3 separate regions of the Homo sapiens genome follow, and regions 1 and 3 are each linked to region 2. Evidence: chromatin loops called from intact Hi-C (ENCODE). Cell type or tissue: PC-3. All regions are shown on one strand.

Region 1 (8,000 bases), 210 kb before region 2:
AGTATCTTGAAAGCTGATGGTGTTTTTAACTTGTTTTATTGTTGTTGTTATTATTTTCATCAAGAGGATAAATGTGATACCTGTTACTCTATGTTGGCCCAAAGTGGAACCCTACATTGCATTTATACATTTTACACATTTTGCTTTCACATAAGACTGTTTGAATAGTGTGTTCTTCAGCTCGGCTACAAAGTTTGAACACTTTTTTTTTTTTGAGATGGAGTTTCACTCTTGTTGCCCAGGCTGGAGTGCAATGGCATGATCTTGGCTCACTGCAACCTCTGCCTCCCATGTTCAAGCGATTCTCCTGCCTCAGCCTTCTGAATAGCAAGGATTACAGGCATGTGCCACCTCATCCGGTTAACTTTGTATTTTTAGTAGAGACAGGGTTTCACCATGTTGGTCAGGCTGGTCTCGAACTTCTGACCTCAGGTGATCTGCCTTCCTCGGCTTCCCTAAGTGCTGGGATTACAGACGTGAGCCACTGCACCCGGCCCAAGGTTTGAACACTTCAGATGTAGAGCTGTGATCACAGTAAAGAAAATGGAGGAGGAAAGAAATGGAGGAGGAAAGAAGAGACCTGGATTTTATTTTTTTATTTTATTTTATTTTTTGAGATGGAGTCTTGCTCTGTCGCCCAGGCTGGAGTGCAGTGGCACGATCTCGGCTCACTGCAACCTCTGTCTCTCAGGTTCAAGCAATTCTCTGCCTCAGGCTCTTGAGTAGCTGGGATTAGCCACCATGCCTGGCTAATTTTTGTAGTTTTAGTAGTTACGGGGTTTCACCATCTTGGCCAGGATGGTCTTGAACTCCTGACCTCGTGATTCACCTGCCTCAGCCTCCCAAAGTGCTGGGATTACAGGCATGAGCCACAGCGCCTGGAGAGACCTGAATTTTATTGTATACAGTCCATACACAAAACTCGGGTGCAACTTATCAAACTCCAATTCATCTTCCAAACTTTCTCTTTCAGAAACACTTCCTATATGAGGTCTTCCTGCAAATGTCTGCACTGCCCTCAAATTAATCATTCCACCTTTGTATCATTTTGTCCAGTTTCAATATCTTGTGCATATTTGTTATTGCTTGTATTATAATTATTTTTGGCCTCATTTTTGTCTTCTTTGACTGCAAGCTCCATGAGGCTAGCAGAATGTGTTATATGTGTTTGGTCTGCAGACTTACCGTGATACCTGGCTCACGGTAATTGTTCTATAAATATTTTTTGCACTAAATTGTATACATATCTTTTATTTCACAAACTACGTCCATTATGTAAGCAAGCTAGTTTTCCTTCTCTTTTAGTAGGAAGAGGGAAAAAAAGTGAAAAATATCAAATGTTTTGCCTAAGATGAATGATCAGGAAATTGGAGACAAGGACGGAAACCCAGCCAGGGCTCTAGGTCTTCCACATCATTTGCTTCTCATGAGCAGTACTGTCCAGCAGAAACTTCTGTGAGGATACAAATCTTCTATATCTGTGCTGTCCAGTATGGTAGCCACTAGTCTCATGTGGCTACTGAGCACTTGATCAGTGTGACTGGGGACTTCCATACTTAATTTAAACTAATTTAAACCTAAACCTAAATAGCTACATGTGACCATTGGCTACCATATTGGACAGCCCAGCTCCATACTGTTGAAGACAGAGCCCTTGTCTTTTTCAACCCTTGAACTGCACATGCTCAACAGAAAAGAAGTTCTGAACCTGAGGGGTTTTTTGTTGATTTCTGAACAAAGAAGAAATTCAACAAAAGTGTCCAACCAATAGTTTTGCCAAACAGAAAGAAGACTGTCTAAAATAAAAAAAACCAAGATGAAATTTAGGAAAAGTAGATTAAAAGATCAACAATAAAAATGATCAAGTAAATAAGTGTTCTTAAAAACAGCCATGAATTTCAAGCCTTGGCAAAGAGTAGTTTGACCTTGAGGTTCTCTGTTCCTAAGTGACTTCCATGGTAAGCGTGGGTATGATAAACACACACACACACAAACACACAAACACACACACACACACACGAAATTGGAGAGGAGGAGGAGGATTGGAACCCAGCCAGGGCTCTAGAGCCCTAGTCTCATGACTTTCACATCATTTGCTTCTCATGAGCATTATTGTACAGCAGAACCTTCTGTGATGATGAAAATGTTCTGTATCTGTGCTGTCCAATATGGTAGCCACTAGTCGCATTGGCTAATGAGCACTGTATAAATACAGATATAGGTATAGACATATGTACTCTTAAAATCTCTTCAATTGAATTGCCTCATACTCCACTTAAGGGGCCATCCATGTTAAAGGTAAGTTATGGCCTCAGCAATGATGGCCAAGCCATTCTGATCTCCTACAATGTTGGGGAGATCTCCTTTGCCCTGCCCAGCTTGTCTGTCTCCTCTTTTTGAAGGGCAGTGTGCTGCCCTTCAAACGGTGCTGCCATAACAAGCCATGTGGCTCAAACAAGAGAAATGTATTGTCTCGCAGTTCTGGAGGTGAGAAGTCGAAGATCCAGGTGTCGGGTTGGCAGGGTTGGTTCCTTCTACGGGTGCTGAGGGAGGTCTGTTCACATGGTGTGGGGAAAAGAAAGGATAGCAGGGGGTTGCCATCAGCGTTGAGGGTGTCTGTGAAGCCCACACTTTTTCCCACTGTGGGGATGGGCTCTGCGCATATGACATTCACCTATCTTCTGTCCAATGTGGATTCCTGGGAGAAATTCTGGAATACATTAGCACTGGAAATTCAGAAATAGGGTGGAGAGAATCTGGTCAGTCTGAACGGAGGACCATGAACTTGAGGCTTCAGGGATGGTTGTATTTAACCAAAGAGGGTGTGGAGAGACTGCGGGGAGCAAAAGCCAGCCCGAGTTGCATTTCCTGCTCCCTGTTTCCGAATTTCACTTCTATCTGAAATCTGCACGTGTGTCCTTTCTTTGGGTTTGTGGAGATCACCCAATATCCTGCCCAAAATTCCATTTTTTCTTGCCCAAAGTCATGTCAGGTGGAATAGCCTTTTGCAACTGCAAGTCTTGGCTGAAACTCAGAAGCAGACAGGGCATGGAGCACAAGAATAGGAGGGTGGAGTATCCTGGACAGTGAGCACCTGCTCAGAGCAGAGATTAAGTTTGAGAGGACTGCTCCTTTTCTCTCCACACCCCCAAGCAAGCAGTAGGTGCCTTTCCAAAGAACAGGTATTGCTCCGTGGTTTCCAGACCAGCTCCAGTGAGTAAGACGAAGCTTTGTTTATCATCACTTCCCCACCCAAACCACACTCAAATAAGCAGTAAAAACCTCGAGACCTTAGTCATCAGTTGAGGTAAATTATAAACTTCTAAGAGTGTGGCTTCTCAGAGATACCACATTTTCCTCATATAATGAGCCTGCAGTTTGTGGCAAAGAATGACTTAAGAACAAGTGAACTCACTGTCTAAAAGGAGAATTTTTATCACTATCAATTGCTCTATGACTGACAGGGCTGTTATTTCTTTTGGTAGCAGAAAGGGCTAAAGTACAGAGAGAAACCCTAGAAATAAACACGGCCTGCGTAATGGCAAGGTTTTGTGTTGCCAAAGTCAAAAGAGCGCGTTCCTGGGTAAGAATCCTTACCCATCTTGCCCCATTCACTGTGATTCTGTAGCATCCAAATCAGTTACAAAAGCAGCCATGGCTGTGTTGGGCTGGGAGGCAACAGTGGTTGAAATACTGTCCTTGTGATAAAGGAGCTCAGAGTGGAAGAAGACGACACTGGCAAACAGAGCATGAAGATTCCCCGTGAGAAGTCCTCCAGATGGAGGAAGTCACGAATCACTTCATGGACACGAGGACCAATGGATTCTGCCTGCACAGGTCACAGAAGACTTCCCAGAAGAGCGGACATTTGAGGCAGATGTTACAGGATGCATAGGAATTGCCAGGCACAGGATGGGGACAATGTTGTAGTCAGAGACTGCGTGGAGGCTGGAGAGGGCATGGTGGGCCCAGTTAGTCACTGGCAATGTGGCCTGGCTGGAAGGTGGGGTATGAGAGGGGGCTGGTGGGAGGGAAAGCCGAAGGACAGGATGGGACTGGGTCACAGTGTGTTCTGGCTGGCATGGCGGGACCACAGAGGCGTCACCACATTTCTAAGTAGTGGTTGATATTCCAGATCTCAGATTTAGAAAATCATTCTGGCAGAAACGTTAAAGATGTATTTGGAGGGTGCTGGCTGCCGGGAGATCCAGTAGCGGGTTGCTGCAGGAACCCAGGCGAGGTATCACAACATGACTTTGAGAGGTGGTCTGTACTTCTATCTGGTTTTGTAGAGCAAGGAGGAAGTTCAATAAGTTTCCATTTTTAAGTGTTTGCCCTGCTGTTAATTTTGTATTGTTACTAGTAAAATTGTTAGAGGCAGCAGCAGAAGGCACATTGCAGATGGCAGAGATATTTTTTCACAGCTTTTATGGTGGATAACAATATATGTGACATTTTCCTCATTAATGTGAGCTTTGCTGTATGATTAAACATGCTAGGCATCTGTGATCTAAAATTACAAATGTGAAGAGCAACAGCTCAAATGTTTCAGTCAATAAATATACAGGAGACAGTCAACATGAAACAACTCCCCCCTATGCTCTCTTCCAGGAGGAGCTGCACTGACGGTGACAGCATTTTTGGCAATGGCTTGGCCTTCATCCTAAGGAAAGCAAGGGAACTGAAATCCCAGACTGCTAATTACACCCTGAGATTCCAACAGAAGAGAGTGGTTTCCATTAGGAAATCTCAATGCTAAGTGCCAACAGGGCTGGAGAGGGAATGGAGGCTTTACTGAGGAAATTAGGGAATTACTGAAGGGAGCCATGGAGGAGAAGAATTTCACTCCACCATTCAGACACAATGGAGAAGTGTGTAAGGTCAGTGGACACATCCAGTGACCAGTAGGCAGGACGCCTACATCTTTTTGCTGAGGGAAGTCTCCCCATTGCATGTGAGTGTGTGAGTGTGCGCACGTACTTGTGTGTGTGTGTTCTGTGCTCCCAGCTAAAGTAGAAGAAGATTCTTGAGAACTCGCCCTCTTCCCACATACTGATCACAGAAGGTGAGAAGCTTTCCCTTTTCTTAACTATTCTGATCTGTTGGCAGAGGCACCTCGAGTCACCATCGAGAACGATTTTCATGCCTGAATCAGCTTAATGGCTGGGGATGCCAGGTTGCTCAGTGATGTCTGGCATGGGTACAGAATCAGGAGTGGATCAGGGCTTCCGTTCTGACCATATGGACACAGTCAGAAAATAGGGAAGTGCAGATTCCAAAAGAGTAAAGAGGATTCAAATCAGTAATGATAGAGAGTGGAAGAAGAAGTCCAGATAAAGAGATTCTGCCAAAGCCATGGAATAAAAATGAGGCTTTTGCTCATGCCGGGTACATCTCCACATTCTGGAAAAAACATGGCATGGTGTGTGTAACGTCCAGTGATGAGGGACTGAGAGAACAATCTGGAGTTGCGGTGGTGGAGAGGAGCGGAGTGTGACATGGTGGTTGAGAGGAGAAAACCAGGGCTGATAGGATTAAGCAGTAGAATCAAGGCCACAGGAATAAAATTGGAGCAAAGATATTCACAACTCCATTCACTCACAATTACAACCCTATAGCTGAGTCATGTTGATATGAGATTTTATCTCTTTTGGGGCATTAGAGCCAGGCTGCTGCTCAGAAATCCAAATTCTCCAGCATTGGCATCAAGGTGCCTGGGTTTGTTTGCTCTGGTCGCCATAACAAAGCACCACAGCTGGGGGACTTCAACCACAGAAATGTATTGTCCTGCAGTCCTGGAGGCTGGAAATCCAAGATCAAGGTGCAGGCAGGATTGGTTTCTCCTGAGGCCTCTCTCCTTGGCTTGCCTTCTGTCTGTGTCCTCGTATGGTCTTCCTTCTGAGTGTGTCTGTGTCCCAACCTCTCTCTTTATGAGGACACCAGTCAGATTGGGTTAAGGCCCACCCTAATGGCCTCATGTTACCATAATTCAATCACATTCTGAGGTCTTGGGGATTAGGACTCCAACATATGAATTTTGGGGGACACAATTTAGCCTTTAACAGTGACCTCAAGACCCTGTGGGTGAACTGATGCCCCACCTCCCAGTGCTTATTCAGAATGCTCACACCGTCATGATCCATGATCATTCTTCCCTGCGCGGGAGATCAGAGCCTAGAACTGAGATCTCTGATAACGTCTCTCCATTGCTGGAAGAGTTCATTGGGCTGTGACTGACCCTCCAGACCTCTAGGAATCAGCCAGCAGGTGACACATGTTGTCCTGACCTTCAGTGAATGCTGCCTGAAGGATGGGGGGTAGGAACAATAGAAGTCTCCCTTTCTCCCTCCACATACACTCAAAAATTGAGCATCTCAAAGGGAAGGGCCAGGCTATCCTCGACTGGGTGGGAGTTTAAGCCATCACAGCCATGTTCCTCCAACCTGACCTCGTTCTCTCCTACCTCACCCCAAATAATCCAGCAAGAGGTGAATCTAGGTGCTTCTCCTTGTGTCTGCTCATGCCTTGTAAGTAAGGGAAGAATGACAGTGACATGCTGCCATGCTTTCAGGCACATTTTTAATGGGTTCAAGTTTCCACTCATCAGTGGCTTCATCTTTATCCTGTGGCCAGCTCCCTGAGGTAGGGCTTAGCCTAGCCTGTGACCAAATGGGTCATCTTGAGTCTATCAGCTCCTGAGGTCTAAGCTGAAAACTTATATGTGAAGTCCCATTGGCTTTCAAGGGAGGCCGAACTTCTATGATCAAGTTAATCATTCGCTTTGCCTTGTTTCAGACCAGTGAGACCCCAAGAGGACAAGACGGTCAAGAGGTGGAATTTGCATACCAAAATCCACCCTGAATCATCAACTGTTCTGTGGTGATTATTTTATAGGTTTTTGTGAAGATTAAATCAGATGGCATATGTCAGGTGCCTGGAATGTGCTGAAGCTGGCACAAGATACATGTTCAAATTCCCTCCATCCCATCTAAGGACACGTACCTGTGGTGAACCATAGACCCTGGTCACAGCTTTGCTTAGGGACAGGTCTGTCCAGCACCAGGAGGTTCAAGCTCAGAGAAAGAGAAGGGAGTTGGCCTAGAAATCCCAGCAGTGATTGACAGGAGAGACCCCCTGGTGGGTGGGACTCCATCACATGTGCCAGTTTCCAGGTGTCTGTGGCAGAAGGCACAGAAGGAACCCACAGATGGGGTAAGAGTGCTGGCTCCCTCCCACCCTTGTTCATGTCTATCTAGGCTGTTCTCTGCACAGCAACCTGAGTGGGCCTGTTATGTGTAGCATGTCCCTTGTCCACTAAAAACTCTCTGATGATTTCCCTTTATCCTGAGTGGAAACCAAAGTCTTTACAATGGCTCGTAAGTCTCTCCTTGATCTTACACCCCTTGATCTCTCTGACTCCATCTCCTATCCCTCTCTGCATTGCTATGCCTGCATATGCCAGGTAGGTGCCCACAACTTGGCCTCTACATGTACTCTTTCCTCATCCTCTAACTTCCCACATGGATGATGGCATGGTCACCCCCTTCCTGCCCTGGTCTCCACTCAGATGCCACCTTCTCAGTAGCCCTCCCTCGCCATTTTCTGCTTTATTATTTTTTTTTATCATGGCACTTATCCTCAGCTAACCTGGAATCATCAACTGTATAGAGCTAACACACTCTATATATTACTCATATATCTCTTGCTCATTTTGTTTCTGTGATTTCTTCTGCCTTGAAAATAAACTCCATGAGGGTAGGAATATTTGACCTTTTGTCTACTTTTAGTGCTGTATCCCCAGTAGTCCTGGCACATAGTCAGCAAACAAAAATTGAATGAATGAAATAAATGAATGTCCTGAGAAGAGAGAGGCTACCATCCCCAACCTGCCCTATTAGCCCGTCCAGCTGCAGATGGAAAGACCTCAAGTCTAACTGCAGCCAAGCTCATTGCAACCAAGTAGGTGCAGGTTATACAAGCCCCATACCTGTGCTAAATGG
Region 2 (8,000 bases):
TTTGAGACAGAGTCTCACTCTGTCACCCAGGCAGGAATGCAATGGCGCGATCTCGGTTCACTGCAACCTCTGCCTCCAGTGTTCAAGCGATTCTCTTGCCTCAGCCTCCCAAGCAGCTGGGACTACAGGCAAGTGCCACCACACCCAGCCAATTTTTGTATTTTTAGTAGAGATGAGGTTTCACCATGTTGGCCAGGCAGGTCTTGAACTCCTGACCTCAGGTGATCCGCCCACCTGAGCCTCCCAAAGTGCTGGGATTATAGGCTTGAGCCGCTGCACCCAGCCCATTTTACCTTATTTCTGTTAACATTTCCATAATATTTATTTGATGAGTTCTTACACTTATCTAAAAGACGAAAAACATTGGCGGGCTGAAGAGAATCAATATGCCTTTCTATATAATAAAGAAAGGAATCCTGACAGTGTGGTGTTGGTACAGAGATGGACAAATACACCAGTGCTACAAAAAGAGCACTGGAACAGAACAACGTGCACATGGACACTTGATGTCTGACCATAGTGGGGACAGGAATCAGTGGGAAAAAATAGATCCTTCTTCATATCACACCCAAAAATAAACCCCAGGTACAAGAGGGCCCAAATGTGAGAGAGCAGTTTTACAAGAAATTCAGACTATCTTTAGTCTTTTAGGGTACGGGAAGGATCTCTTAAATAGGCAAAGATTATATACATCTGAGAGAAAAAGGAAAAATTAAATAATATTAGAATGTAAAGACAATCATTGTACAAGAAAAGAAAACATTAATTAAGTTCAAGCCACAGGCTTAGAAATGTTCCATGTGTAAATAACTGACAAAGGAGAATTTAATAATCAAAAAAAGTAAACATAACAATGTTTAATTTAATTCAATTCTTTTTGAGACTGAGTCTTGTTCTATTGCCCAGGATGGAGTATAGTGGTACAATCTCAACTCACTGCAACCTTCACCTCCTGGGCTCAAGCAATCCTCCCATCTCAGCCTCCAGAGTAGCTGGGACTACAGGCACATGCTACCACACTCAGCTAATTTTTAAATTTTTTTTGTAGAGAAAAGGTCTCACTATATTGACCATGCTGGTCTTGAACTCCTGGGCTCAAGCAATCCTCCTGTTTCAGCCTCTCAAAATGTTGGGATTACGGGCATGAGCCACCATGCCAGGCCAAACGTGGCATGTTTTTTAAAAGAGCAAAGGCTATGAAACGGCAATTAATCCAATATAAGGCCCAAATTGCTAATGAATATATGACAAGATGCTCATCCTTCCTAATCAGAGAAATGTAAATGAAAGCTACATGAGATGCCATCTGACGCCTACATGCTGGCAAAGCTCAAGATGTCTACTGACCTTAATCACTGGCATCGGTGTGCAACAAGGGGACCTTGCAGACACTGGGGGGCCCGCCAACTGCATAAGCATTTCAGGTATCCCATAAAGCTGAAGATGAGTCTCTTTCCTGTCACTTTCCTCTTCTAGAAAAGTCTCTACATGTAAATAGAGACATATGTTTCTTGCTCATTGTTTCTAGCCCTGAAAAACTAGAACAATCTAAGTGTTCATTATCAGGAAAACAGGTAAATAAATGAATGAACAACACAGATATCATCATGGATAAATCTTACAAACATGATATTGAGTAGAAAAATATACTTAAGGGTATGGTACCAAAGCAAACAAGCCACTCTTACACAGTCTTTGTAAGTTACTGCAGATGTATAGACAGCACAGAGACATGCCTGAGAGCAGCTGCTGTGAATCAGGGTCGGGGCCCCTGGTGCAGAGCAGGTTGTGATAGCACGTGTTGGATCCCATGACAAAAGACCCTCTTTAGAGACACAGATGTGGCTGTGACTTCCGTACCCACCCATCCTTCCCGTGACTCACCTCAGATGTGAGTTCTCAGAGCCATTCTTCTCCCACAAGGGGCTCTTCTGGGGACCCAGGTCTGGGGTTCCAGCGAGGTCCTGGTCACTGCAGTCTTCCTGGTCTGTGGCCCACTTGTCTTTGTATTTCATGCTGTCCTGCTGCGAGTCCAGAGAGACGATGTCTGAGGGGGAACTCATCACTCCTGAGTCCTCGGTCGTGTCCTCCGACGCAAAACAGCTGCCAACTGACACGGTCTCCTCCGCCTCTGACAGCACCTGCGGGGCTCCATCCGGGCTGCAGTGGCTGCCAGACCCCAGGGGCAGGCTTACTGGACAAGACACGGCAAGGACAGGTCAGCCCAAACCACTCTGGCGTCCATACTGCCTAACAAGTGTGACATCAGTCTGTCGGCCCCGCTCTAAAATTTGGGATTCAGGGTGCTCAAAGTAAAGGAAGAACCTCATTCAAATACTGCTGAATACTCCTGAAACATTTTAACTCACAGGGAGTCATTTGTGTAAGATTGAGGGCAAAATTTTCCCTCAAAAATCAGTATTTGATTAATTAGCCTTTTACATTGGTCTCCTCTCTATGGCTATGGGCAAGCACATTTAAAAATTCAAACTAATGACATGTTGAATGCAATTGTTTCTAGGCTGGCCTTTGGCTTAATGGAACTTGTTTAATGTGAGATCTTTAGAAAAACATTAAGACAATTAGAGTTTTTGGAAATATAAATAAGCAGACATAAGTATCAGTTTGGACACATCTGACGTGTATTTCATATTTGAAATCTGGCCTGGAAGATTCACGGCCCTACTCCCCAGCTTTTGGCTCTCCCTTAATTTTTACATGTGAGGCCAGTTTCTGTGGTTGAGGTTACCTGGCTCCTATGCACTAAATGTGATTCGCTGCAGGAGTTTGGTGAGATGCATAGAGTGGCAACTTGCTCTCCAAGCCAAGTTCTGTCAAGCCTTAATACTAATGATGGGTAGCACTATGGCTATTCTGCGCAACTACCTAGCTATTTGTAGATAGCAATACATTAAGTGTAAGTAATGGGAGGTCATTATTTTTCTCTTACTGAGCTTCTAGATTCTCTAAAATCACAGAAGCCTCTATGCAAAGAGATGAAATTTGAAGGACAAAAACACACAAGTCTAGCCCAGATGTATATTAGAGTTGTTATTGTTTTTTAATAAAAATAGATTTTAAACTTCAAGACACTTCAGGACATATGATCTAAGCACTATTTATAACAGTCCAGAAAACAAGCACTGTGTTTTGTTGCAGTCCCAGTGTATTTTGTTTTAAAGTCATTCTTCCCCTAAATAGTCACTGGATGCCCAAAGTGAATTAAGACTCCTCTGGGAGTGCTCACTCCACAAAATCATGCACTGAGAGTGAAGTGACATCACAATTGCACTCAACATCACCAACATTTTAACTGGACAGGAGACTAACAACTTATCACCACGAAACCAAAAGAAAATCCCATCAGGTGATGGTATATTTGAGATTCCAAACAATAAAACAAATGAAAGAACAACAGTTTAAAGAATATACATTTCACTAAAGAGCTCCAAGGTAAAGAATAGAACGAAAAAAAGGAATAGTTTAGAGCAGTGTAAACGTACGAGGAGATATGCTGAATGCAGTGATGCTGGTCTGCTGCGACCTCGCTCTTCTAGTTCTCTCCCCAGCTTTTGGGGCTAGACTCTTGTTCAAGACAAATATTGAGAAGAAACGTCGCTGTAGCTCCCTGTTTCCCATCACTCCTCTCTTGCCTTCCCTTTTGCTGCCATCACTGAACAATAAAACCAGCACGTTTTTTCTGTCTATGTTGTATATAAAAAGTATGACAAGAGTAAAACTCTCAGGTCACAGAGACCTGGATTCACACCCTGGTGGAGTAAGGTAATGCTGCTGCCCACAGGGTCCCTGTTGCTAAGTGGGTGCCTGAATGTGAACGGCCCTGTGACAGGGCCTGGGGACACATATTTCCAATCCAAGCATGTGGGCTCTCTGGCACTCACAGCTTCTGAAGGGACAGACACGTACGCAAAGAATGACAGTGCTGTATGGTCACACCAACTCTCGGTGTGCTCCCATAGGCAGAGTGTGGCAGGCTGGACTGAGCGAGGTGGTGGCACACAGTAGGGGCCACACAAATGCTGGTTTAGCCTGGCTTACCCTCTTCCCTCTCCAGGGATTATCGCTGAGGCGCAAAGTGACCTTAACAAATGTGTCCCCACTAGCTGTCTGCTGCCAGGCCCCTTGGAGGAGGCCCTCAGAGCACCTGGTACATGCCCTCTGGAGGCACAGAACACATCGCAGGGCAGAGGGACTCTAACCCACCTCCACCCCTTCTCTAGCCAGTTATAAGATCAGGAATGCTTGTCGGGTGATACATATATATTCCTCAGAAGTTTTGAGGCAATAAAAAAAAGTTGAGAGCCTGTGGTCTAAATTAAGCCACCTGCAAAGCCTTAAATCAACATGGAGTGAGAGGTCACATATTTGGTGCACACACGTGTTAAACCATTTACAAAATGACTAATGCGAGTGCTATTACCAGAGCTCCCCTTTTGCCCAGGCCAGCCCTCCTGCTCTCCATGTGGATAATCTTCCCATGGCCCGTGTGGCCTGGCCACAGCCCTGCGACACCATTCATGCCATTGGTGCAGAAGCAGGTGGGGGTGGGGGGGCCTGCTCTCAGGAGGTTTATCTGCGTCTAGGGAGAAGAGTGGCACAGGAATTGAAAAGACAACTGTCTAAATGCTGGGAGGAGAGGGAACATGGGTGAAAGGCCTTCTGCCAAAGGGGTGGGACCCGTCCAGGAAAGACCAGGCAGACCTCCCCACAGTGATGCCGGCACCTGCTCGGAGTATAGGGTGGGGCAGGGTGTGGCCAAGGGGGAGCACCTGCAAAGGCTTTGAGGAGGGTGATGGAGGCTGAGTGGGGAACTTTCCAGAGAAGCTTCCTGGTGAGCTGTCAGAGAGAGCACAGATCTGAAGAGAAGGGCAGATATTCCTGTGAAGCCCCAACCTGTGTTGGTGTGAGTTTTCAGGCAATTTCTGATCCCTCCTTTCCGAGGTCTGCTCTGTCCTGGGCATCTTTTGTTTGGAATCAGACATGCCCATCTCACTCATCCTGCCCCCACCCCACATCTCTTTTCTTCCTTCAGCTGGTTCCGATGATTAACCCCATGAACTGTAACATGTTTTGACAATTTCTGAATGAGATAATGGTGCAGGAGACTTTTTTTTTCTTCATCAATGCTAAACGGAAACTCAGAACATAAAAGGAAAACGTGGAGCTGCTTGGGCTGCATCGAGGTTGGGGGCCCAGGTCCTGTCCTCCAGATCCTGTGTGTGTCCCATTTCCCACCCTCTGTCCAGCCTCTGAGGGGCTTCCCTAGAGCCAGCGATCCAGGGACCCCAGCCTGAAACCCAGGGGCAGCAGGAGGAGGGCTGAATTGAAAGCCCAAATTGCACTCTGAACAATCCCCTTTCCCCTTTCTGTAAAATAAGCAGTTGGCTCTGACGGGCTCTAAAATCCCTTCTAGAGTGGAACTGTTAACAGTCTTTGAAATGCCAAATCAAAATATAGGATGTAAACACTCATTTTTACAACTGACCAGTGACTAATTAGGAATCTTTAAAAGGAATACAACATTGGCTTTGTCCTTTCTGCTATATTCTGTCTTCCCTGAGAGGGTAAGTCATTATTTTTGAGTTAATTAATGCACTGGCAACTTTGCTATTCTCTTAAGGCATGAACAATCTCTTTGAACTAAAAAGTTATTACTGCAGGATTTTTGCAAATGTGAAAAAGCACACTTACTTTGTCTTTCGCAGAAGCCTAATATAAATTCATGATTTAATTCTCTTCTAAATGAATAGCCACAGAGCCTGAGTAAGGAATATTAACCCTTCTATTGTCCTCCACCTAAATTATATAATCCCATGGTTCAGAGGCCATTACATATCTCTGAATGAGCTTTGGTAAATTCTTCAGCTCAAGTATAAAGAAGAAAATGCTAACTTAGGGCTACTAGTTCCTCAAGTTGAACACAATTATTCTCAGTTCGGTACTAGTTTTTCTTTTACAGAGTCAGCAAAGATAATTCCATCACTAAATGTAAGTATCTTCCAAGTAATTTTGGAATGGATTCATTTTATTGTTTTATTAAACGCAAATTAAAGATCTTGTGTCCTATGATATTGCTTTTTTTGTGGTTCATTAAGAAAGAGGATTTCTCAAAAGCCAGTTCCACCAAATTTATATGGCCCAGAGAAAATGTTTCAATGAAAGAAAAGCTACCTCGCCACCTCACACTGCTGCCTGTGGGTCCCACGGCCACTCACAACCAACAAGCAAAGCTGCACTTCATCTTAACCTGTGTTGACTTTGTTCTCTATGTTCTAGGCACTTGGAAGAAAGGGAAAAATTACAAGGTAAAGTGCTTCTGAACTAGTGATACAAACTGACATAAAGCATTTCAATAATTTTGTGGGGGCCAGGTGCAGTGGCTCACACCTGTAATCCCAGCACGTTGGGAGGCTGACGTGGGCGGATCACTTGAGGCCAGGAGTTCGAGACCAGCGTGGCCAACATGGCAAAACCTTGTCTCTACTAAAAATACAAAAAATAGCGAGGTGTGGTGGTGCACACCTGTAATCCCAGCTACTCGGGAAGTTGAGGCAGAGAATTGCTTGAACCTGAGAGGCGGAGGCTGCAGTGAGCCGAGATCACACCACTGCACTCCAGCCTGGGCGACAGAGCAAGACTCCATCTCAAAAATAAATAAATAAATAAATAGAAATAATTTTTTGGCATATCCCTCCAAATAATTTTGAACAATCATGCATCTCCTTCCATTTTTCATTGACGTCTGAAAATTTCCATCATGAGTTCAGTTGGTTGCAACAGATGTACATTTTAATTGTGTTATAAATACTAATATTTTACAATTTAAAAATATTGTAATTTTTTAAATTGTATTACTGTTTAATATGCCATTTACAACTAAATTAATTGTAAATTGCCATTTACAATGGCAAAAATATTTTGCCATTTAAAAATATAAACAAAGGAATCTGGATATCATAGTATTTTCATGCCCAGGCCCCTCCACGTAAAAATTAGTAAATGAGTTCTTCCTTTAACAGGCAGAATTTTAGAGCATGTCTCTTCTTCCTTGAACTTATTTCCATTTCACTACCTAACAGAATCTTATCCTAACTGAATGTACTTTATGCTTGAGTTTTTTTTTTTATTCATCAAGCCTCTTTGTATAGAATATGTATCTAAGTTAAAATGTAATTTTCATTTTCCCTCACCATAAGCAAGTTGTATTAAATTCCTTTTTATATTGTTTATCCTTGTGCTAATAGAAAACAGCCAACCAAAATTACATAAATGTTCTTAGAAACTTTGACATTTCTTAAGCAAAATGGTAAAATATCATTTGGAACTGCATTTCATAAGTGAGTGAGGCTTTTTCAATTAATTCCTTAAAAATGACTGGATTACTTATTGCTAGCATGAGGCAGGGTTTGGCATAAATTCAGGTCTACTTTTCCTCTTATAGATATAAGCACTAGGCAAAGCTTGTCACATACGAAGGTAAATTAAGGGACTTTTGTTATGGTTACATCATTCCATTAGGTTTCTAAAACTTTTCCTCTAATATATGTCAAAAATCACTTCATTAATCTGTCACAAAAATTATGCTTAATGATCTATAATCTGACAACTCAGTTAGATCCTTTGTCAATTTGGTTGGAAAGAAAAATTGGGAAACCACCTGATGTTCAAAAAGATTCGCCACCAACTCATTAATTTATCTGCTTGATCTTATACCAATATTTCCATTTGTTCTTTTGTTTGAGATCAGGAATAAGGTTTGCCCATCTCAGGAAAGTGCACCCCAGTGAGTTTCCTGATGGGTGAGGGGTATGTCTGTCTTTTATGAAGGAGAAGGAGGGCATCTGTAAAACTGGCATTGGGGAAAAAGACTTGGAATGATGCTGGTCACAGGTGAGTTCTCAGGCACATGAATTCCAGGAAAGAATACATGTGGAGGTATAACATTTGGAAGTGGATTCCCTTGGAAAGTCCTGATTCTC
Region 3 (8,000 bases), 180 kb before region 2:
GGAAGCGTCATCACATGTCGTGGCGGATACAATATTGAGATCTCCAGGCTTAGCAGACCACGAGTGCTGCGTGCTTCGCGATGGAAACAGGTGTGAACCTGAGATGGCAGTGATCACATGAGTGGGGGCCTGTTGATGCAAATGTTGAGTCAGCTACTTGGACACTGTTCGTTTTTAGCAGGGTATTCCTCACAGCATGCTAATTGTCATTATTATTCTTGTCAATGTTTTTTTGGCTAAGGAAATAACAAGGAAGCAGATTCTGAAATTGGACACAGGATTGGTAAAAGTCCTGTGCACATTGGCAGGTACAGCAATGGGACTTTCCAAACGCTCTTTCTACACAAATTCTCTTGCCAGCTCAGCGCTTTGAATAGGACGTATCCTGAGGGAATGTTTCCCAGATCCACAGGGAGTGGCCCTGGTACGTTCTAGTATATGGAGCTAGATTGCTCCCTTTAAAATAGTTGTTTTGAATTAGAAATAGCCTTATGTGCTAACATGATACTAATACCTTTGATATCTCTGTATTTCTGTTACTATTTTATTTCCAGAAACATAATTCAAACCTTTTACTTGTTTAGTTTTCCACTGCAATTTACTGATAAAGTATGCTGGCTAAATTGCTTATGGTTTATGTTTTACAGTGACTAACTTTCTAGCTCCTAAGAGCGTTGGTATTATTGCAGAAAAACCTATAGCACAAAGGGCCTGAGCTTCCATTGGGAATCTTGGGGTAGGTATCTTAACCTCTCAAAATTATGCTGACCTCATATGTATTGGATAAACAATTATTCATTTTCTCACTCAACTCACACATTTATTTATTAATGCAAGGAGTTTCCATTGTATCTATCGATAACCCACTGTCATCCACTACCTTTGACTCCATTCATTTCTATAAGGAGAACAGCCACAAGGGTTCTCAAATTCTTTGTAGTGAAAGATCAGTTTGATTTTTATTTTTGACTCATTGCAGATTAATCTTTTTATAAAGTAAAATAGAAATAAATTACTAAAAAAAGATGCAAATGATAAATCCCAACTTCTAATTATTAGGTTCAACATACATTCAATAGGTATAATTACCATAACTATGCCACAATTGCTCTGAAAGTTTCTGAACATTGTCAATATACATCTCAATTGCAGCTTGGTAACTGATGGTTTGGATATTCATCCCCTCTAAATCTCATGTTGAGATGTAATCTCCTGTGCTGGAGGTGGGGCCTGGTGGGCGGTAGTGGATCATGGGGGTGGACCCCTCACGAATGGCTTAGCACCATTGTCTTGGTGATGAGTGAGTTCACGTGAGAGCTGGTTGTTTAAAAGTGTGTGGCACCTCCTCTCTCTATCTCTTGCTCCCTTTTTTGCCATGGGACGTGCCTGCTTCTCCTTCACCTTCTGCCACGATTGTAAATTCCCTGAGGCCCGCACCAGAAGCAGATACCAGCGCCATGCTTCCTGTACAGCCTGCAGAACTGTGAGCCAATTAAACCTCTTTTCTTTATAAGTTACCCAGCCTCAGGTATTTCTTTACAGCAACCCAAGAAGGTGTAATACAGTAGCAAAGAGTTCCTGGACCAGCGTCGATTCCGCAGACTACACTCTGAGTAGCCCTGGAGAAGAGAGATCCTTCTGTGGACTTCCCATCACAGCAAACAGCAATACTGTGCTCCAGCCAAAACCCATGGTGCCGTCCTGGGCAAATTTGGCTTTCTCAGGTTGGTCCTAAGTTGGACCTGGGGGCAAAAATTAAGGAGGCTGTCAGTTATTAATGAGGTCTCACTGTTTGGGACTGATTGTTGCACTGGCTATTGTTTGGCTTTTTTGGCTGGTTGCTAGAGCCCTGGGGCTGGCTTCCCGGGCAGGTTGCTGGGGGATGTGGGTCAGATTCTATTTTTATAGATGGTCTGGCCATTGTCATTTGTATATTCAGTCTCTCAGCGGGGATGAGGGTGGGGGCAGAGTCTACCATACGCTCTCCCCGACCCCAAGGTTTTGTCTTCTTTTAAGTTGTATCACACATGCCTGCATCAGTTGCATTACATAATGACAAAAGAAATAACATTATACAGCAGTCAATGCTTCCAGATATGCTAGCATAAGCCCCAAACTATTAATATATGTTTTAGTTTGTTTGGACTGTTATGAAAAATCTCTGTTGTTTACAAACAACAGAAAATTATTTTTTTGCCCTTCTGGTGGTCGGAAAGTCTCGGATTCGTTCAGGTGTCCGCTGAAGGCTGCTTCCAAGGGGCGCCTGTTGCTGCCCTTCCCGGGAGTGAGCGCCGTGTCTTCCGTCCTGCGGCGGAAAGCAAAGGGGGCAAACTCTGTGTAGCCTACTTTATAAGGGCTATGATCCCATTCAGAAGGGACTGTGAATCCCACCCATGACCTAGTCACCTCGTAGAGGCCCCTAAAGCTCATATAAAAGGCAGCACGGGTGCAGGAACACAGCTTCCAGGGGCGCAGGGGATGGCCTGGCTTCTGTGAACTGACTGGCGAGATGAGGCTTTTTGGATGAAGGATTCTAAGATGTATCTCTTTCGAAAAGAGCACGGTTGAGACTGAGACGCACAATACCTGACTGGCTAAGTATGGCAGTGGGCTGGGGTGGCAGTGGTCGCAGGGCTTTAGGTCTTGACACGATGGGGAACCGCGGCAGCAGATGCAGCAAAGGCAGTGAGGCCAACCGAGTCTCTGGGTCTGCAGCCGGGAAGCTCTTGCCTTCTTGGGCAGCAGGTCTGTCTCCTTGGTGCTGGGAGCCTCCTCTATGAGATGGGGCTCCATAATGTGGCTCTACGTTCCCTTTCTCCTCCAGTGTGGAAAAAAAATCCCTGCGTGACACACATTTTTTTCCATATTGGAAGAGAAAGGGAATGCAGACCCATACTGCCTGTGTGCCACACACCATTTGCAAATTAGTAATAACTGTGATATGCACTCATTCACTGAGGGTGCTTTGGACCTCTCTCCCACTCTCCATGAGTGGATGCTACATTTTTCCATAATCTACTGGATCTGCCATTTCCTAGGGACTTGCCTTTTTCCCACAAAACAGAGTTGAGGCAAAGGAAAAGCCAGCCCAGGTAGAAGAGGCAACAAAGGCAAGGGGTGGGGATCCGCATCATGATTTCAGGGAACAGCAAACGTTCCATGGGACTGGAGCCCTGAGTCTGTGAGGAGAAATGAACAAGTCTACCACAGTCATCCAGAATGAGAGGCAAAATTATGTCACAAAAGGTGTGAGTGGGAAAACTGGGCCCAGCGGCAGATTATTCCAGGAAGGGATTGTGCCTTTGTATGTCTCTGCAATGCTAACCTCAATGCCAGTTCCTCAGAGTGTTACAGACATTTGCCATGCATCTGTTACTCAAGTGCTCTGCTCAGAGAGGGTCAGTCTTAAGCCCCCAGGAGCATCCTGTTGTGAATCGGTTCACACTTCTTTGAGATGGGCAAGAGGGAAATGTGATGTATAGGGAGAAGAGGGGTGGAGGAGAGGTTCATTCCCCTAGAGAAGCTGATGGAGACAACCCAAGCTTTAAATAAATCAACTCTGGTCCTTTAAACAAGAAAAGGGGATTTCATTACTATGTTGGTCAGCTGGAGACAGCCCTGGGGCAGAATATGTAACCTATTAAAGAAACAAAACCTCTTGTAAATGCCCTTAAAGCCAACACAGTTCTGTTTAATTCAAATAAATTCTCTTTATCTCTCTAAAAGGGCTTTCTAAAAACTTCAAGCTTATACTTTAATAAAGTTAAATCATTTATATGTAGAGAAATGCAACATTTCATTGCTATAGTACTTTCTATACCTCAGCCTTTTCTTTAATTTAGTCTTTTAATTCAGACTTGCTGAATTCGAATCAACAGCAGAGAGCAGGAACTTTGGAGTCTTATTTACCTGGGGTTCCTCCCCATCTTTCATCTTGGTGGCTGGTCAAGTTAGCCAGCCTCTTGAAGCCTGTGGTTTCCCCTTCTGTACACTGAGGACAATAACAGGACTCATCCCAATGGGCTTGCATGAGGGTCACATGAGGTGATGTGTATTATGCACTCAATGTGCCCAAGACATTTGTGCACGTATTATTATTAAGAACAAACCACAAAGTGGGGTTTACTTTTTGATAGCTTCTTAGTTCTGAGGTAAGTTTATTTCCTTGCTAATATTCCTTTTATCACATATAAAAGAGGTGTGTCTAAATCTCACTGCATCATTATGAAAACATGGCTCACAGTCGAGTCATGTGGGTGGTAGCCAGACACTGTGTCTTTGTTTGGTCATTTAGTGATGCAACCCTTGAAAAATTCTCTCTCTGATAATTCTGTTGGGAACAGTTTCCAAGCCATTAAAATGTTATTCTTCCAAATCCTCCTGCATCGGCAACGGGAAAAAAGACAAAATGCAGTGTCATTTGGGCTTTGCCTAAAATGAATTGAATCCTCCTCAGCAACAGATAGAGTGTGAAATTGATCATGAATTTTCTGAAGTCAGAGTCGTGACTTGCTGATGACATGTGTCACGAATGCAGGTAGAGGGATATCTCCTTAGCATAATTTTCATGGGTTTGGAACTGGAGGTAACTTCTACAGGTGACTGGAGCAGGAATTTACACCTGCAGGGACCAAGGGAAAAGATTTTTTCAGCAAATGAGTGACTATTGATACTTCAGAAAAAACATTTACCTGAGAGAGTTAAGCATTTTGCAGATATTTATTTACATAGAAGTAGTTGGAAATTAATTACAAATAATCCTTATCTATTTTTAAAGCAGTTCCACTAGGGAGAAAACTTGAAAGTCTCGTACAAGGTTATTCTATGCACAGGATAGAAATTTGGAGCCAAAAGAACAAATTAATCCATCCTCCTAATTTTGCAGATGGGAGAAGGCAGGAAATAGGAACCCTGTCTTGGATCATAGAAGTGGTGGTGACCAATGAGGGCCTAGAACAGGGACAGCAAACAGGCTTCTTCTCTGGCCCTGGCTTAGTGGATTGGAAGGGGTTTCATGGACCCCTGTTAGAAGGATATGCACCAAGGACATGACAGCATAAGGGCAACCATGGGGGGCCATTCCTGGACCACTGTCTAAATTACCTATGTTAACTAACCAACATTTATTATACACCAACTGTATGCTTTATCTAATTTTTTTCAACCATGCATACTCCCCCTAAAGGTATGAATTCATAGTCCAGTATAATCATGGCATATCTTCCTAGAGCTTCAATTTTACTTGGTGGGTAGATAATTTACAATGAAAATTTTCTATGAAAGCAAATGGACTAGAAAGCCAAATTCATGTGAACAATAAAACATGCAAGTTAGGGACATGTTATGGTTGTAGTTTTAGACTCTGCTCCTGGGCTTCCCTGTGTAATCCACTCAGAGATATTTTGGCAGAAAAATTTGAGAAGTGGATCCAGATAAAGTAGTTGAAGTTTATTCCTGGAGTCACACATCCTGGAAGGGGTGGCATGGAGGTCTGTGTAACTGAAGAACTGTTGTGCTTTCTGTTACAGAGTCCAGAGTGAAGGGAGGAAGCCTTGAGTTTAAAATCAAGGGCACTGGAACCAGATCAGAGGGGAAGGCAATATTATGGTCTGCCTACTGTGAGGCAGCCACAGCAGAGACTTGAGTATAAATTCAACACAACCATTTTCAACACGTCTCTGAACATGGAGCCCCCTTAAGGTCACATGGCCTACCCACCTTTATAAAGCCTACAAAGACCCTGGATCTCCTAAGAATATAGGGTTTGTTTTGCTGGAGAACAGAAAAGACAGAAGTAGGGGGTGATGTTTAAGTATAGTTTTAAAAACATCATGGGAGACATCAAATGCCTGGCAGAGCCCAAGATATTCTAAGCATTTCTTTGTTTCTGTCTCTCCTTTTTGGCTGGCTTGGACATGCCAGGTTTCACTATATTTGGAGACAGCTAGTTGAGTTCTTCCGGGGTCCCTATGATAACTGGGTGGGCAGCCACAGAACTCCAGATTCCTCTGTTGTGATGGAGGTACGGGAGGGCATCTCTCGCTGTGAAATGCTAGGGCAAGAATTCCACAAAGAGAATTTGTCTATTATTGACGCCTTGTATGTCTCCATAGAGAGGTGTGTTGCTCGGGGAATGTGTCAGCCAAGAACCTAAGGTCACTTGGATAAGCAACCAAAGAAATCAGACGGGTACACATCAGAAGGATGTGGGTAGAAGAGAATAGTTAGTACCAACTGTGAACCCAGGATATCTGAGAGAGGTCTCAATCAATTTATAAAGTTTATTTTGCCAAGGTTAAGGACGTGCCCACGACACAGCCCCAGGAATTTCTGACGACATGTGCCCAGGGTGTCTGGGGTACAGCTTGCTTGAATACATTTTAGAGAAACATGAAATATCAATCAATATGCGTAATATGTACATTGGTTCTGTCTGGAAAGGTGGGACAGGGCCAGGGCAGTGCCAGGTCACATTCTTTTGAGTCCTTGATCAGCCTTTCCCTGAATACACAGTTTAGCCTGGCTCGGTGAATCTGTATTTTCACATAAACAATAGGGCAGAGGAAGCAATCAGATATGCATTTGTCTCAGGTGAGCAGAGGGATGACTTTCTGTCCTGCATCTGTGAAGATAAGCTGTCAGTTTACATTGCCAGGGTGAAATTCAACAGAACTGTTTTAGGGATGAAGGTCTCGAGGCCCACATGAGTTTCCTTGTGGGTAAATTGCGAGGGAGATATGTAGCTTTAAAAAATATATATATATATTTGTAGCTATCTTACTTAGGAATAAATTGGGAGGCAGGTTTGCCTGATGTAGTTTCCAGCTTGACTTTCCTCTTGATTTAGTGATTTTGGGGTCTGAGATTTATTTTCCTTTCACACAACTATAAATATTTGATTTAGAAAAGTGGTTCTTGAGCATAGGGGCTAAGATGGCCTAGTAGAAACAGCTGCAGTCAGAGGCTCTCACTGAGAAGAATGAAAATGGCGAGCGAATCCTGAACCAGCAACTGAGGAATCCTGGGACTGACTATGCGGTTGGTGCAACTCATGGAAAGCGAGGAAAAGCAGGGTGGAGCCATGCCCACCTGGTAGTCATATGGGGCAAGGGGAGCCCCCACCCTCAGCCAAGAGAAGCATTGGGTGATTGTGCTACCCCACCTGGGAAACCACTCTTTTTCCATAAATCTGTGCAACCCACAGATCAGGAAATCCCCCTCATGAGCCCATGCCACCAGGGCCTTGGGTCCCAAGCACAGAGCTGTGCAAATTCTCTGCTGCCACTAGGCTGGAGACTGCTTAAGACTACAAGTTCCTGGAGGGAAGGGCGGTGGCCTTCACTACAGCTACAGTCTGCCATTATTCCCTGCTTCTTCTGGGGAGACTGAGCAGTTTGGACCCAGGAGGAATTCCCCACAGCACAGCACAGTGGCTGTGGCAGATCATGGCCAGACTGCCTCTTTAGGCTGGACTGTGACCCAGCCCTCCTCGCTGGGCGGGGCCTCCCTGCAGGAATTTCAGCTACCCCAGCCAGGGGTTTACGGACAGAATTCTGATCTCCCTGGGACTGAGCTCCTGTGGGGAGGGGGCCACACTCTCGGCAGATCAGCAGATTTAGTCTTTCCCCCTGCTGGCTCTGAAGAATCTGGGGAGTTCAGACAAGCGGGACTCCCCCCAGCGCAGCACACCCCCTCTGCTAAGGGGCAGCCAGAGTGTTTTGTTAAGTGGGTCCTGGATTCTGTGCCTCCTGACTAAGTGAGAACCCACAACAGGGGTTGCCAGGCACCTTATACGGGAGCCTTCCCACTGGGATAGGTCTGGCGCCCTTTTGGAAGGCAGCTCCCTGAAGAAAGAGCAGGCAGCCATCTTTGCTGTTCTGCAGCCTCCACTGGTGACATCTCTAGGTGTGGGAGGGACCCAGGCGAATAGGGTCTGGAGTGGATTTCCAGCAAACTGCAGCAGCCCTACAGAAGAGAGGCCTGACTGTTAAAGGAAAAAC

The links. Peaks named below come from ENCODE experiments on the same cell type or tissue, not always from the same donor. Only the 100,000 strongest peaks of a DNase experiment are listed, where the experiment ranks them.
Region 1: it touches region 2 in a loop (4-fold over the local background); 2 of 110 quality-filtered maps call a loop at or near these places.
Region 3: it touches region 2 in a loop (10-fold over the local background); 3 of 110 quality-filtered maps call a loop at or near these places.

The regions. Positions count from the first base shown.
Region 1 is chr7:50,829,668-50,837,667 of GRCh38, forward strand. No RefSeq gene overlaps it. Among named protein-coding and RNA genes, the nearest start is that of GRB10, 51 kb to the left of the region's middle. In PC-3, no CTCF peak of the experiment used is centred here; a DNase peak (open chromatin) is centred at 3,254; H3K27ac peaks cover 5,182 bases.
Region 2 is chr7:51,041,499-51,049,498 of GRCh38, forward strand. COBL (cordon-bleu WH2 repeat protein) reads right to left here. Exons shown (of 13, transcript NM_015198.5): 8 at 1,885-2,194. Among named protein-coding and RNA genes, the nearest start is that of GRB10, 260 kb to the left of the region's middle. In PC-3, no CTCF peak of the experiment used is centred here; a DNase peak (open chromatin) is centred at 4,363; H3K27ac peaks cover 1,864 bases.
Region 3 is chr7:50,865,288-50,873,287 of GRCh38, forward strand. No RefSeq gene overlaps it. Among named protein-coding and RNA genes, the nearest start is that of GRB10, 86 kb to the left of the region's middle. RefSeq lists an enhancer at 2,563-3,063. In PC-3, no CTCF peak of the experiment used is centred here; a DNase peak (open chromatin) is centred at 4,254; H3K4me3 peaks cover 733 bases; H3K27ac peaks cover 2,237 bases.